2 separate regions of the Homo sapiens genome follow, and region 1 is linked to region 2. Evidence: chromatin loops called from intact Hi-C (ENCODE). Cell type or tissue: Calu3. All regions are shown on one strand. Each heading gives the region's core, and the rest is flanking DNA. Links, peaks and the distances in the headings are about the cores only.

Region 1 (7,256 bases), core at 1,220-6,219, 140 kb after region 2:
CATAGTAAGCATTTAATGCATGTTGACTGTTTGTTCTGGTTTTCTATTGCTGCATCACCAATTAGCCCAAAACTTAATGGCTTAAAAGATCCATTTTATTTTGCTCATGATTTTGTGGAAAGGATTCTACTGGGTGGCTCTCCCTTGGAGTCTGTCATGCAGGTGTAATTGGAAAGAGGACAGAAGTCATCTCAAGTGGGTGCTACATCCTGGATGGCTCATTCGCAAGGCAGGCGCTTCATTCTGGGGCTGTCAATGTGACACCTACACATGGCATTTTCCATGCCATTTGCACTACTCACAGCATGGATGCTAAATTCTGAGAAGGAGTAGCCCAAAAGTGAAAGTTCCAAGAGACTCAGGTAGAAACTGCCACCTTTCCTCACCTTGTTAGAAGTCATACAGCCTCACTTACACAACATTCTGTTGTTTACAGCTGATACTTCCCAGATTCAAGGAGAAGAGAATTGGACCTCAGCACCTGATTGGAAGAATGTCCAAGAACTTGTAGCCATTATAATCTTCTGTATCATTATTATTATTATTATTATTATTATTATTATCATTACCATTTATTGTGGCCAGCTTGTTCTGGCTGTGGAAGTTCACCATATGTTTGTTGAATTAACACAATTGTGTATACATCACCCCGTTATCAATTCCATTCCAGTCAGTTGCCAAGTCTTATCTTTTCTAGCCACAAATGTTCCTAATGTATACACAATGTCTCTAGATATGTTCAATTTTCTCCCTTGTTATTGGCCCAAATCTTGTGATTCGTGCCTGCATTATTTTTCACCTGCACTCTTGTTATAGATGCTAACTAGTCTCCTGATTTCTACCTTCTCTTTGCTCCAGTTCATCTTAAACTTGATTCCCAGATTAATCTTCTAAGGGATCAACCCTAATCAGGTTTTAATTTTCCCATGCCTTCTCGTTGCCTACTTACTTAATAAAATCCAAACTCCATGGCTTGGAACTCAATGTGCAATCCAGCTTTCCAGAATCACCTTCAATTATTCCATTTCTTGAACTCTTTGTTTCAGCATACCAGACAACACATTTTTCTCTATAGTTACATAAGGGTCTCTCTCATTTGTGTCTTTGACCCTAAATGTGTCACTTCACTCATACCTCATCAAAACCTGTGAAGTATGCATCACCTCCTTTCATAAATCAGTGTAACATGAATTAATGTACCACTACCACCATTTACTTCCTTTTACAGATGAACATTGCAAAATTTAAAAAAATCAGGGATGACAATAATATAATAGTAATTAATACTTCTATTAGAACAGATGTTGTTATAAGTGTTTTACATATATTAACTTGCTCTGTCCTCATGACAACACCATGAAGCATATATTATTATTTCATTTTATACTAAGCACCAACTTGCAACTACTTAATAGATCAAACTGACCAGTCTGTCTTGCTATCTTCCTATATCCACACCAAACACAGAGAAATGTTGCATAAACAATAGTGTATTTTAAATACAATAGCCAAAGTTGTTGTTTTTTTTTTTTTAAGAAAAGAAATCACTAAAGGGCTAGAAACAAGAAGGACCTAAGAGCCTAAATGTCAAGTCAGTGTCATTACCAGCCCTGGAAGTACCAGAACTCACTTGGTGATAGGACACATAGCCTTGAACACATACAAGTTGAAGAACTGGAATGCAGAACTCTAAGAATGGTTTATTTGGGGAAAAAGAGCTTAGAAAATTTCCATTTACTGATCCAATAAGAAGTTTGTCATCTGCTCAGAGTCCCCAATGGGAAAAAAATTCTCCAAAGAGGAATTAGTACCTCAAGTCTGTGCCACATGCAGGTATGAGGTATAAAAATAAATACAGATATCATAAATGGTGAAGAAATCCCAAAATAAGCAATCAATATAACTATTTGTCCTAAAGCAATAATGGCTTTAGGCCTGAACATCTGGCCTCTGGCATATAGGTCCCCTTGAATCTTTGATCAAATACTAAGTTGCACGTGTTCAGGATTAAACACCATGAGACTGAGCACAGAAAAACTACTGAGAAAAGAACAATTCTGTAACTCACACAGGACTGGGGAATGTTTTGGTTCCAACTGATGAGGTTGGAAAGGCTTAACTGAGCATCTTAGGGATTCAGTAAAGATTCTAGAAAGTTCAACCCTTGGGAACAGGGTTATTTTAACCCTAGGCAAAATGCTACTCTAAATCTTTTCTCACAAATTTTAGAACAAGCTTTGAATGGATCGAGGTGACCTGCAGGTAAATTGACTAACTTCCAGGGAGAAAAACAAAACCAAAAACAAACAAACAAACAAACAAATCCTCAAGACTCCAGAATTAAGAGGACAAAATCCAAACATTCAAGAATGTTGGATTGACAACGTCCAGCATGCCATCAAAAAGTACTAGCCAGGTGAAGTAACAACATTTGACTCACAACTAGAAGAAAAATTGGACAATACACAGGTTAAAATGAAAGAAATAATGCAATTTACAGAGGGCTTTCAAATAACTAGTATAAATATGTTCAAGGATTTAAAGGAAAAACATAAACACAATAAGGAAGTGAATAGAGAATCTCAACAGAAAATTAGAAACTATAAAAGCAACCAGAGAGAAATGACTAATTGTTTCAGAAATCATACACTTCTTGTCTACAATAATATGTCCAAAAGATAACAGTAATAATTCCAAAGTGCTAAAGGAAAATAACTATCACCTTAGAATTCTATATGCAGATAAAGTAGTGTTAAAGCTTGAGTGCAAAATCATTTTCAGAAAAGTAAGTTTATATCATAAAAATACCTACTGAGGGTCAGAGCCTCATTATAAGCACTAGTAAATCATTTACTTCACCAAGAAAATAAATTGAACTCAGAAGAAGCAGTAGAATACAGGAAGTAATAGAGAACAAATAAACAATTAGATGTGGTTAACTGTAAATAAGCATTGGCTGTAAGAACAACAAAATAAATAATAATTATAGCAATAACAATCATAATAATAGCTTAAGTGTGGAACAAAAATATGAGAGGATAATACTTTAGAAGTCATGAATGTGGCTGAATTTAAAGGATTCTAAAAGTCCTTGTAAATTTAATGTTTGAGAGAAGCATAAAGATATTATCCTCAAACTTTAGCAATTTTTTCTCATTGAAGTATAACCTTTTTTTAAGAAATAATCTTTAAAACCTCTTGTTCAATAGACAAATTTAACCTTTTAAAGTCAGTTTTATATTTTAAAAATGTTAAAATAAAATAAGATTTTAAAGGAGTAAGGAAACTTGATCAATTAAGGTAACAAAGTGGGGGAGAAAAAGCAAAGAGAATACATAGAAATATAAAACACAAAATACAAGGAGAAATATGTCCCCCTATAAGTAAGCTTCAATAAATATAAACAAAAAAAATCATCATATTGTTTATGAGAGACATACCTAAAACATAATCAGACCTAAAAGTTGTGGGATGGTTGGTTTGGGTATCAACTTGACTGGATGAAGGGATGCTCAGATAGCTGGCAAAGCATTATTTATTCTTGATGTTTCAGTAGGCACTGAACGCATCCCTCTACTGCTGGAAAGGAAACTCAGGCTGTTTGTTACTTTTGATTAGAATGATTGCACTGCCCCAGGTGTGTCTGTAGGGGTGTTTCCAGAAGAGATTGGCATATGAGTCCCTGGACTCAGTGGGGAAGATCTGCCTCTAATGTGTGAGAAACCATCCAAACAGCTGAGGGCCTGGATAAAGCAAAAAGGCAGAGGAAGGGTGAATTCTCACCCTCTCTTCCGAGCTTGTACACCCTTCTTCTCCTGCTCTTGGATGACATAACTCCAGGTTCTCTGACCTTTGGACTGTGGGGACTCTCTAGTTCTCAAGCCTTTTGACTCACACTGAGAATTACACAATTGGCTTTCTTGGTTCTGAGGCGTTTGGACTTTGAATGAGTCACACTATCAGCTTTCCTTGTTCTCCAGCTTGCAGACAGCCTATTGTGTGACTTCTCAGCCTCCATAATCAAGTGAGCCAATTTCCCTAAATCCCTTTTCAAAATCTCTCTATATATTCTATCATTTCTGTCTCTCTAAAGAGCTCTGACTAAAACAGATCATAAATATTGAGGAAGGAAAAGACATGCTAGGAAAACACTGACCAAAATAAACTACTATAACAATGTTAGTATGAGCCCACTATAACAATACTACCATGAGATAGACTAGATAATTACTAGGTGTGAAGAGAACTATTACATAATACTAAAAGAAAAGAACAGTTTACCCAGAAAGATAAGACTATCCTGATTCTCAACATACATAAGCAAAAATAGAAAGAATTCTAAGAAACTGACAAATCTTCAAACATGCATGAAGATTTTTTACACATCTCTTTCAGAAACTTCACAGGTCAGCCAGAGAACTTAAGAAACTTGACAAGTTTACATATTAAGTGATGGAGTAAAGATGCAAGCCAGGCTGTCTAAACCAAAACTTGACTCCCGACAGTGACGCGTTTTGTTCCTTCCATCTCTGTATGCTCAAATCTTCAGGAAACGACGAGTTTCAGCTTAAATGTGTCCTTTGTGCACCCTTCCCTCTCATCTCTTTCCATAACCATGAGGCATCTTGCCACTAATAATAATAATGGTTAACATGTTATAAGTGCTTTATATATTAATCTTCACAACTCTATAAGTACCATTATTATTTCCATTCTATAGATGAATAAACTCACAAACAATGAAGACAGCTCTTCACTCTGTTCATCAAAACGTATGCCCCCACCTCTCTCTAGCATGTACTTTTCTGTTGGGCTTCACTATTACCTATATGCACCCATATGCATGTGTCTTATCTGTCTTGATAGAGTTGAAGCTCTTTAAGAGAACAGGGCATTTTTACGCATCTTTGTAATTCTCATTCCCCAGGCCCTGTTCCCCACTGTCCAGTAAGGTTCTTTACCCACAGTAGATGCCAAATAAATATATTTTAAAAGAATCATATTTTCGTTTGGTTAGATGTAATTTGCTTCAGTTTCCCAAGGAAAGGTGAATATAGCCATGAGGTTGCAATCAGCATATTTTGACAAAGGAAGCAGATGTGAAAAGTAAGAAAAGTTAACAATTTTTATTCATGCTTAGCCACCATAATCACCCAAATAACAGATTAGACCACTTGCTAAATATGATGATTTAGTGGAAAATCTACACAGTATGTAAAGTAAGCATGGTTCCTGGCCTCCAGAAGTTTATATTTCAGAGACAACTTCAGAAACAACTCTGGAAGACTTGAATGCCACATATTACTCTGGCTAAAGATGCCTATTCATCTTTTAAGGTAAAACAAATATAAATCATTTCATCCTTCCAACAACCCTGTTAGTTAGGCACTATTGCTTTCCACATTTCCAGATGAGGAAACTAAAGAACAGAGCAATTAAGTAACTTGCTTAAAGTCAAAAAGACAGTAGTTGTGGGAGGTGGGATTTTGACCCTGACAATCTAGCACCAGAAACTGCGCTCTTACACAATATCATCTCTAACAAGACTATATGTTTATGTGCATATCAAATCATTTTTTAAAAGTAAAACCATAGCTACACACAAGAATCCTGACCCCTGATGACCCCAAACAGCTGTAATTGTCAGTGAGTGCAATTCTTCTCACTAGTGGCAGTGTATATTCCCCTGACCTTCCATCATGTATATCAGGTTTGGCTATATGGTTTGTTTTGGCCAATGGAATGCAGGTAGATGAGGCAGTGTACCAGTTCAAGCCTAGACCTTGAAATGTTTCGTGTATTTCCACTCATCTGTCTTGCACTTGCACCATTGTTATGAGAAGAACATGGCTTGGTTAGCTACTGATCCAAAAAGTACAAAAGACTCCTCCATCAGAAATGAACCTATCCTGCAGCTTGGAGCCAAGCCTGCCTAAGCCCTACCTAGATCAACCAAAATCTAGCTGACCCAGAGACACTGGAATAAATGATTTTAAGCAACTGAGCTACAGTGGTTTGTTACACAGCATTCTTGCAGCAATAGCTAACTGACAAAGACTGGTAGCAGGGGTTGTAGTACTTACTTTAGCATCAATGACTTTCACCTTCCTCTTCCTTTCTAACAACAGAAATTCCTGAGACAAGTGGGTGTGGGGTCCGAATTAGGAGAGTAAATGTCAAAATCAGACAAGATACATTTGGGAGTTTTCATTTTCTGCCATGTTGGCATTTTACTCACACATTAAAAGTCCCTGAAATATCGCTTGTTGGCTGTGCTGTCACGATCCATTCTATAGACATTTTGATGCACTTTATTACAAACTTTAAAATCATATTAGCAGCTGTTATTTTATATCACAATGGATTAATAAGATGCATTTTCACAAATAAGACACATTTTAGATAGTTTTGAAAAAATTTCAGTGTGAAAATCTTATGCCAGGATTCCACATTTTAAATGACACATTTCCAAATAGCCTAAAGTGAAAATGCTCAAGGAATATGCCTATTTGTACTGTGCTTGAAACTATCAGCCCTCCAACAACCCAGGAAACACATAATCTTCCTACATATTGTGTTATTTTCTATTGTTGCATGTGACATTCAGGGAAAATACATCTCTTGGTTCTTGCTGCAGGGTAGTTCAGTGAGTAGCACTAAAAAAATGAAAATACGTATTTTTTCAGTTTCCAATTGCAATACACAAATGATGTACATGAGAATTATCAGAAAAACATTTATTCCCCTTCAAATATTAGAATAATGGAATGTTCTATTGCCTTTTCATGTGAAATAATTAGGAAAGATAAGGATTTTTTTTTTCTTGGAGGCAATCCTGCTTCCTATGGTGTTGCTAAGGAATAAGGAATTTTCTTTCCAACTGATCTTAAAAGAGATATCTAAGATCTATATCGCCTGTTTATGGATTACAGCTAACTTTATAGTCGTGCATAAACTGTACATTTGAGTGCAGTAAGACACGTCCCCTGTCTCACAATAAAAATATTATGGAACATTATATTTCCATATAGTAATGGTACTCTTATTTTACTAGTAGAAAGGTACAGTACTAATTTAATTGACTAACATAAAAGTCTCTCAAGTAAGATCAATACTTTATTTTCTCCACAGTTTTCATAAATGAAGATTTAATTCCACCTGCGTTCCTGAGCCCCCAAGGCAGCGATCAGGCACACGTCTGCTGACCACCCTGCTCTCTGTGACATAGACACGAAACCTTCTGAGGAACTTCGTAA
Region 2 (7,256 bases), core at 1,213-6,212:
TTTGGTAGAGTCTGACAGTGAATACATTCAGTCCTGGGCTTTTCTTCATTTGAAGACTTTTTATTACAAACTCAATCTTGCTACTCATTATTGTTCTGTTCAGATTTTCTGTTTCTTCCTGATTCAATCTTAGTAGGTTGTATGTTTCTAGGACATTATCCATTTTCTCTAGGTTTCTCAGCTTGTTAGTGCATATTCACAACATTTCTGATTATCTTTCATATTTCAGTGGCATTAGTTGTAATGTCTCCTTTTTACTTCTTATTTTATTTCAGTCTTCTCTCTTTTTTTCTTGGTTAGTCTAATTAGTGGTTTATCAATTTTATTTATTTTTGAAGAACCAATCTTTAGTTTCATTGATTCTTTGTGTGTGTGTGTGTGTGTGTGTGTGTGTGTGTGTGTGTGTGTGTGTATATATATATATACATATACATATAGTTTCCATTTTATTTAGTTCTGGTCTTTATTCTTTCTCTCTTCCTGCTATCACTTATTTCCTTCTTCTCATTTTGGATTTGGTTTGTTCTTGCTTTTCTGGTTCCTTGAGGTGCATCATTAGATAGTTTATTTAAAATATTTCTAATTTTTGATGTAGACATTTATTGACATCAATTTCCCTTTTAGTACTGCTTTTGCTGTATGCCAGAGGTTTTGGTATGTTGTGTCTCCATTTTCATTTGTTTGAAGAAACTTTTTTATTTCCATGTTAATTTCTTCATTGACAACTATAGTTCATGAGTGTGTTATTTAATTTCCATGTATTTGTATAGTTTCCAAATTTCCTTTTAGTATTCATTTATAGTTTTATTCTATTGTGGCCTGAGAAGATAGTTGACTTGATATATATGTTTTAAAATTTGTTGAGACTTCTTTGTGGTCTAACAGATAGTCTGTCCTGGAAAACATTCCATGTGCTAAGGAGAAGAATGTGTATTCTGCCATTGTTAGATAAAATGCTCTTTAAATGCCTGTTAGGTCTATTTGGTCTGAACTCTAGTTTAAATGCAATGTTTCTTTATTGATTATCTGTGTAGATAATCTGACTAATGTTGAGAGTGGGGTGTTGACGTCCCTGTTATTGGATTGGAGTCCATCTCTGTCTTTAAATCTAGTAATATTTGCTTCATAAATCTAGGTGTTCCAGTATTGGGTATATATGTTTAGAACTGTTATTTCCTCTCTCTGGATTGATAATTTTATCATTATATAATGATCTTGTCTTTTTTTTTTTAACTGTTTTTGGTTTATTGTCTGTTTTATCTAAGTATAGCCACTCCTGCTTGTTTTTGGTTTCTGTTTGTATGGAACAGCATTTTCCATCTTTTTACTTTCAGTCATTACATGTCTTTACAGGTGAAGTGCACATTTTGTAGGCAGCATATAGTTGAATCATGGTTTTTATCCATTCAGTCAGTCTATAGCTTTTAAGTGGAGAGTTTAATCCATTTACATTCAAGATTATTATTGATATGTGAGGTTTTGTATCTGTCATATTGTTTTCTGATTGTTTTGTATAGTCTTTGTTCCTTTCCTTTTCTCTTATTGTTTGTTATTGTGGTTTGGCAGTTATTTGTGGATGTGTCATTTGAGTCCTTTCTCTTTCTCATTTATGTGTTTGCTTTACCATTTTTATACTCTTAAGTGTTTTTATAATGGTAAATCTCATTATTTCACATCCAGGTTTAGGACTCCCTTGAACATTTTTTGTAGGGCTGGTTTACTAGTGATGAATTCTCTCAGCTTTTGCTTGTCTGGGAAAGACTATTTCTCCTTCATTTAGTAAAGATATTGTTGCTGGGTATAGTATCCTTGGCTGGCAGTTTTTTCCTTCCATTTCAGCACTTTGAATACATCATCTCATTCTCTTGTGGCCTGTCAGATTTCTGATAATAAGTCCATGGTTAGTCAGTTAGGGGTTTCCTTATAGGTGACTAGATGCTTTCCTCTTGCTGTTTTTGGGATTCTCTCTTTGTCATTGACTTTAGACATCTTGTCTGTAAAGTGCTGCGGAGAAGACCTTTTTGCATTGTATTTGTTTGGGTGTCATTGGGCTTCCTGTATCTGGATGTCTAAATCTCTTGTTAGACTTGCAAAGTTTTCTTCTATTATTTCATTAAATAGGTTTTTGTATCCTTTTGTTTTTCTCTTCACCTTCTGGGATACCAATAATTCAGGTATTTGGTTGCTTTATGGTGTTGCACATATCATGAAGGCTTTGTTCATTCCTTTTTTATTCTTTTTTAAAATTTTTGTCTGAGTAGGTTATTTCAAAAGACCTATCTTCAAGTTATGAGATTCTTTCTTTTTTTTGATCTAGTCTATTGTTGGAGCTTTTGAATGTATTTTGTCATTCAGTCAATGAATTCTTCAGTTTCAGAATTTGTTTGGTTCTTTTTTGTGATATCTATCTCTTTGGTAAATTTCACATTCATATTCTGAATTTTTTTTGTACTTTTTTTTTTTTTTTTTTTTGAGAGAATTTCACTCTTGTTGCCCAGGCTGGAGTGCAATGGCACGATCTCGGCTCACTGCAACCTCCACCTCCTGGGTTGAAATGATTCTCCTGTCTCAGCCTCCTAATCTCAGTAGCTGGGATTGTAATCCTGCCAGCACACCCGGCTAATTTCTGTATTTTTAGAAGAGACCAGGTTTCATCATATTGGTCAGGTGGGTCTCGAACTCCTGACCTCAGCTGATTCATCCTCCTCAGCCTCCCAAAGTGCTGGGATTACTGGCATGAGCCACTGCATCCGGCCTGTACTGTTTTTAAAGTTCTTTTGTATTTCACTAGGCTTCTTTAAAATCAATAATTTGAATTCTTTTTCCAGGAGTTTGTGGATTTCTTTTTGATTGGGATGTGTTTCTGAAAAATTATTTTGTTCCTTTGGATGTGTCATATTTCTTTGCTTTTTCATGTTTCCTGTGTCCTTATGTTGATATCTATGCATCTGGCGTATAAGTCGCTTCTTCCAGTTTTCTGAATTTGCTTTTGTAGGGAAGGACTTTTTCCTAAGGATGAATCTATGGTGTTAGTTGGCTAAGGCACTCTGGCTTTGATTCTTGGTGTATGCAGGAGAGTTGTCTCTGCGTGATTTGTTTGTCTGTAAACAGCGTCAGTGGTATTTTATATTTACTTGGTGGCTTAGAGTGCAGTTATTAGTAGATGCTGTGTGCAGTTTTCCTGGCAACTGGGATGCCAGATAGGTCAGGCTTTGGGCCTCAGTGATGGGTAGAATGTGCCTGTCTTAAAAGAGAAGCTGGCATGGCATGGGCAATGGCAATGGCAATGGCAGTGGCAGTTGTAGGACAACTCTCTGGTTCCTGATCACTGTGTGCTGGTGCTGGCAGTGGCTGAATGGCTGAACAAGTCAGTCTCCAGGCCCACAGGTGGCAGTGCAACTAGGTGATAGTGGCCCAGTTTAGGCCCAACCTCAGGTCCCTGGGAGGAGTGTTCAGGTACCATTGGTGGTGGACTAGGCTGGGCAATCCCCCGGTCCCTGAACTCTGTGCTGCTCTGTCATGGCAGAGGAAGGAAGGATGAAGCTGGGGCAGGCTGTCTTGCCCTCAGACCCCTTGATAATGTGTATAGGAACTGGCCATGGTATGCAGGGGTAGGGTAATTCCTAGGCAATCAGTGGAATGTTCAGGTAGGGGGTGGCAGTGGCCATGCTGCTGCTCTGCCACTGGGGGGCAGTGCTATCTTCAGTGATGGCAACCTAGACTGGCAGGTGGGGAGTGTGCATACCACTCATGCCTCAGCCCTGGGTGTGGTAGCCTGCAGTTACTCATGCCTAAGCCAGCTCTTTTCTTGCACCTCAGCCTCAGCGCTGCTGGGCTTCAGGATAGTGTGCAGCCTGTTGGGGATGGAATTCTAAAATGGCACCTTGCCATTGCTGCTTAGGTCTCAAAGAATGTGAGGGACCCAGCACAAGCTTTCCTCCCTGGCACAGTGCTTGTGGTACAATTCCTTGTCAGCTCCCTACATTAGTTTCAGGGCCTGTGAGGGTTGAGGGGTTCTTCCATGGCTAGGACTGGAGTCCAGGGTGAGAATGTGGACTGCTGAGGGTCTCTCACTCTTTCCCCCATATTGGGGAGTCTCTCTCAGCTCCCAGCTAAGCCAGCCAAGTAGGCTGCCTTGCTTCTTTCTCCTTCCTTGCTTTAGGTATTGCCTGTCACTTATATGTTGAATTCCAGTGTTTTCTCTTGGATGATCTATTTAAAGTGTGATTATCTACTTGCTATTTTTGTTCTTCTTAGTGGAGGAAGCAAGTATAAAATGCCCCTAGTTAGCCAACTTGGAGCCTCTTATTGTGTACTTTTTTACATAAAGACTCAACTTTGAAAAAAATAGTTAAAACTGCCAATTCTTTCCAAAGTATACTATTTTTGTGTGCTTTTTTTTTTCAACTTTAGGGAAAATGTTTTTAAAATTTGCACTTAGTATACCTGAAATTCCATTTAATTTATAATAATTTTCACTTTATATATGTGGTTGTAATTGGAATTGGTACAGGGAGGTTTATAATTTTTACATTTTCTTTACCAAATATATCCTGTATTGATGTAAAATGACCCTCTAAGACAAGGACATCCTTTACATGTTGCACTGAATTCTACTTTGCCTAATATTAATTAAACAATATGGTTTCCTTGATCAGCACTTATTAAACATATTTTAATCTGTACTTTAATGTTTAGTGGTACAGCTTTGTGTCCGTTTTTGATGTATGCCATTGTCAGCAGATAGTGGGATTTTGGTTTTGATCAAATATAAATCTTGGCTTTTAATATGGTATTTTAATCAATTAATTTTTTTACAAAATAAATATTTGCTTTTTAACTATCATTTTATCCATGTGATCTATTTTATGCGTCATTTTTTCACTTTTTTCTGACTTTTGCTATCAAAACTATATTTCCATATTTCATATTTTCCAAGCTTTGTAAAGATAGCTTCTGATTTTTAATTCCATTAATAGTTATAATTAACAATTTCAAAATGCATATTTAATCTATATTTCTCTAATTTTCAAAACCTTAGAAAAACAACAAAATTTGAGTTTTTTCCCACCCCACATCAATCAAAGTTCAGTACACTTTTTCACATATACCTCACTTTTCAGTCTTTCTTAGTATAAGATTTTAGATGCCCAGTATTATATATATACACACACTATATATATCTATAGTTATAAATACTATATATAGAGTTATACATTATATATACTATATTACTATGGATATATACCAACTATATCTTTAATTTTGAAAATAATTATTGACAATTATAATTATTTAATAGCTAGTCTTCAATAATATTGTAATGCTTTATACTTACTGTTACAGTTAATTGGCAGTACTTACTGCTTTTTGTATCCATCTTTTTTCTTGAGTGTTGTTTCTTTACTAAGTTATTTTTAAAATATCATCAATTTTTTCCAAGAAGGGCATATGTGGGGTGTATTTTAAGAACTCTTGAGTATCTAAGAATGTCTTAACTCTATATAAAATCATTGAGTCAGAATATTTTCTCCAAATTCAGTAGATATGCATTTACAGATATCTGCCATTTAGTGTTGTGGAAGAGAAGTCTGATCTATTTTTATTTTTGTTCTCTTAAGTAACTTTTAGGTAGAATGCTTATTATCAGCACATAACTCTTTTTAATATATTTTACATATAATAATTTTTGCATCAACATAATATATAGGTAGTTTTAAAATGATGGCAAGGTATGTCAGCTATCTATTTCAGCATTTTTAAATTACCCTCAAATTTGGGGGCTTAATGAAAACAGACATTCGTTATCACTTCTGTGGGTCAGAATCCAGTAGAGGCTTAGCTGAGTAATTTTGACTTAGCATCTCTGATGAGGTTGCAGTCAAGGTATTGGCTAGAGCTATAGTTATCTGAAGGCCTGCGTGGAGCTGAAGGATCCACTTCTAAGATGGTTCACTCACATTGGCTATTGGCTGGAGGCCTCAGTTCCTTACTCGTTCTCATCTGGATGCTTTTGTTCTTTACCACATAGAACTATTTTATAAAGCAGCTGACTCCCCTCAAAGCAAGTGAAAAGAAAGAGAGAGAGAGAGACAGAGAGAGAGAGAGAGAGAGAGAGAGAGAGAGAGAGAGACAGAAGCTGTGGTGTCTTTTATGTTCTAGTCTCTAAGTCACAAACTGTCGTTTCCAGAAGCAAGTTAGAAGCAAGTCACTACTAAATCTGGTCCATTCTCAAGGGAAGAGAAACTAAGCTCTTGAAGGGAAGAATATAAAATAACATGTGGCCATGTTTTCTTAAAGCATCACACAGAATAAGTTCAGTTATGGGTATGAATTCACCGATTTTTTTCCCTGCAAATTAATAGCTCATGAAATCTTTTTTTTTGAAAGACTTTTTCTCAATAATATTTTTGGTGTTTTTTTCTGTTGTATTTGCTTAAGATTTTCTTCATGAATTCTAATTATTCAGATAGATACATAGATAGATAGATAGATCAGCTTTCTGTTCTTTATAGTTATATCTTTTTTGTAACTTTCATATCTGTGTTCTTTTCCTCTGCAATCTGGTAAAGGATCCCAAGTTTGTGCTCTACACCAACTCTGCTCTTTCTGACCTCAAATATCATTTTAAATTCCCTGTTGCATTTTTAAATATATCTGCAATACTTTCACATCTCATCCACATCCGTTTTTCCCTAATACTGTTGTCTTTTTGTGTCAACTTATTGGCTTTCTTCCTGGGTTATTCTCACCATGCACATTTCAGCCCCTCTTCATCAAAGTAATTTTTTCTTGTATGAATTAAAGATGCCAAAGAGTTTCAAGATTTTCTTCTGAACTAGAAGCTGATAATTTTTGTAGTTACACTTGTCATTTGAACCTTCCAGATTGGCATTATTTTCTTAGGCCAACTGGTGCTTTCTTTTCACTTTCTTTATAATATTGTCATATGTCAACAAATAAGATATATGGATTCCCTTGGTTCTGTCCACTTGCAGACAGATGGCAAAATTCCTTGTTCATCATAACAACTAAAGGGCAGGTTGATGAGTTTACTCCAAGTTCAATATCTACTTCCTAGAAGGTGCTCATCTATTGCAGCTTTACTTTATTGATATGGCATCTTCTGCTGCTACTGTCTGGTTTTATGATACTGTGAACAGGTACTTTTTGATGCACATTTCCCAGCATTCTTCCTATCTCTGCCCCTAACTTAACAGATTTCTTTATAGAGCTCCGTATCCTAGGATGGGAGG

Evidence for each region. Hi-C counts contacts between places; a loop is a spot of excess contacts. Peaks named below come from ENCODE experiments on the same cell type or tissue, not always from the same donor. Only the 100,000 strongest peaks of a DNase experiment are listed, where the experiment ranks them.
Region 1: a loop joins it to region 2, with 2.7 times the contacts of the local background. A loop is called at or near these places in 3 of 110 quality-filtered maps.

Annotation. Positions count from the first base shown.
Region 1 is chr3:18,150,366-18,157,621 of GRCh38, reverse strand. The region is part of intron 4 of BALR6 (B-cell acute lymphoblastic leukemia associated long RNA 6); the gene reads right to left. Among named protein-coding and RNA genes, the nearest start is that of BALR6, 190 kb to the right of the region's middle. In Calu3, for the core only: no CTCF peak of the experiment used is centred there; a DNase peak (open chromatin) is centred at 3,861.
Region 2 is chr3:18,291,866-18,299,121 of GRCh38, reverse strand. No RefSeq gene overlaps it. Among named protein-coding and RNA genes, the nearest start is that of SATB1, 130 kb to the left of the region's middle. In Calu3, for the core only: CTCF peaks have their summits at 3,476 and 3,681 (motif pointing right); a DNase peak (open chromatin) is centred at 3,731.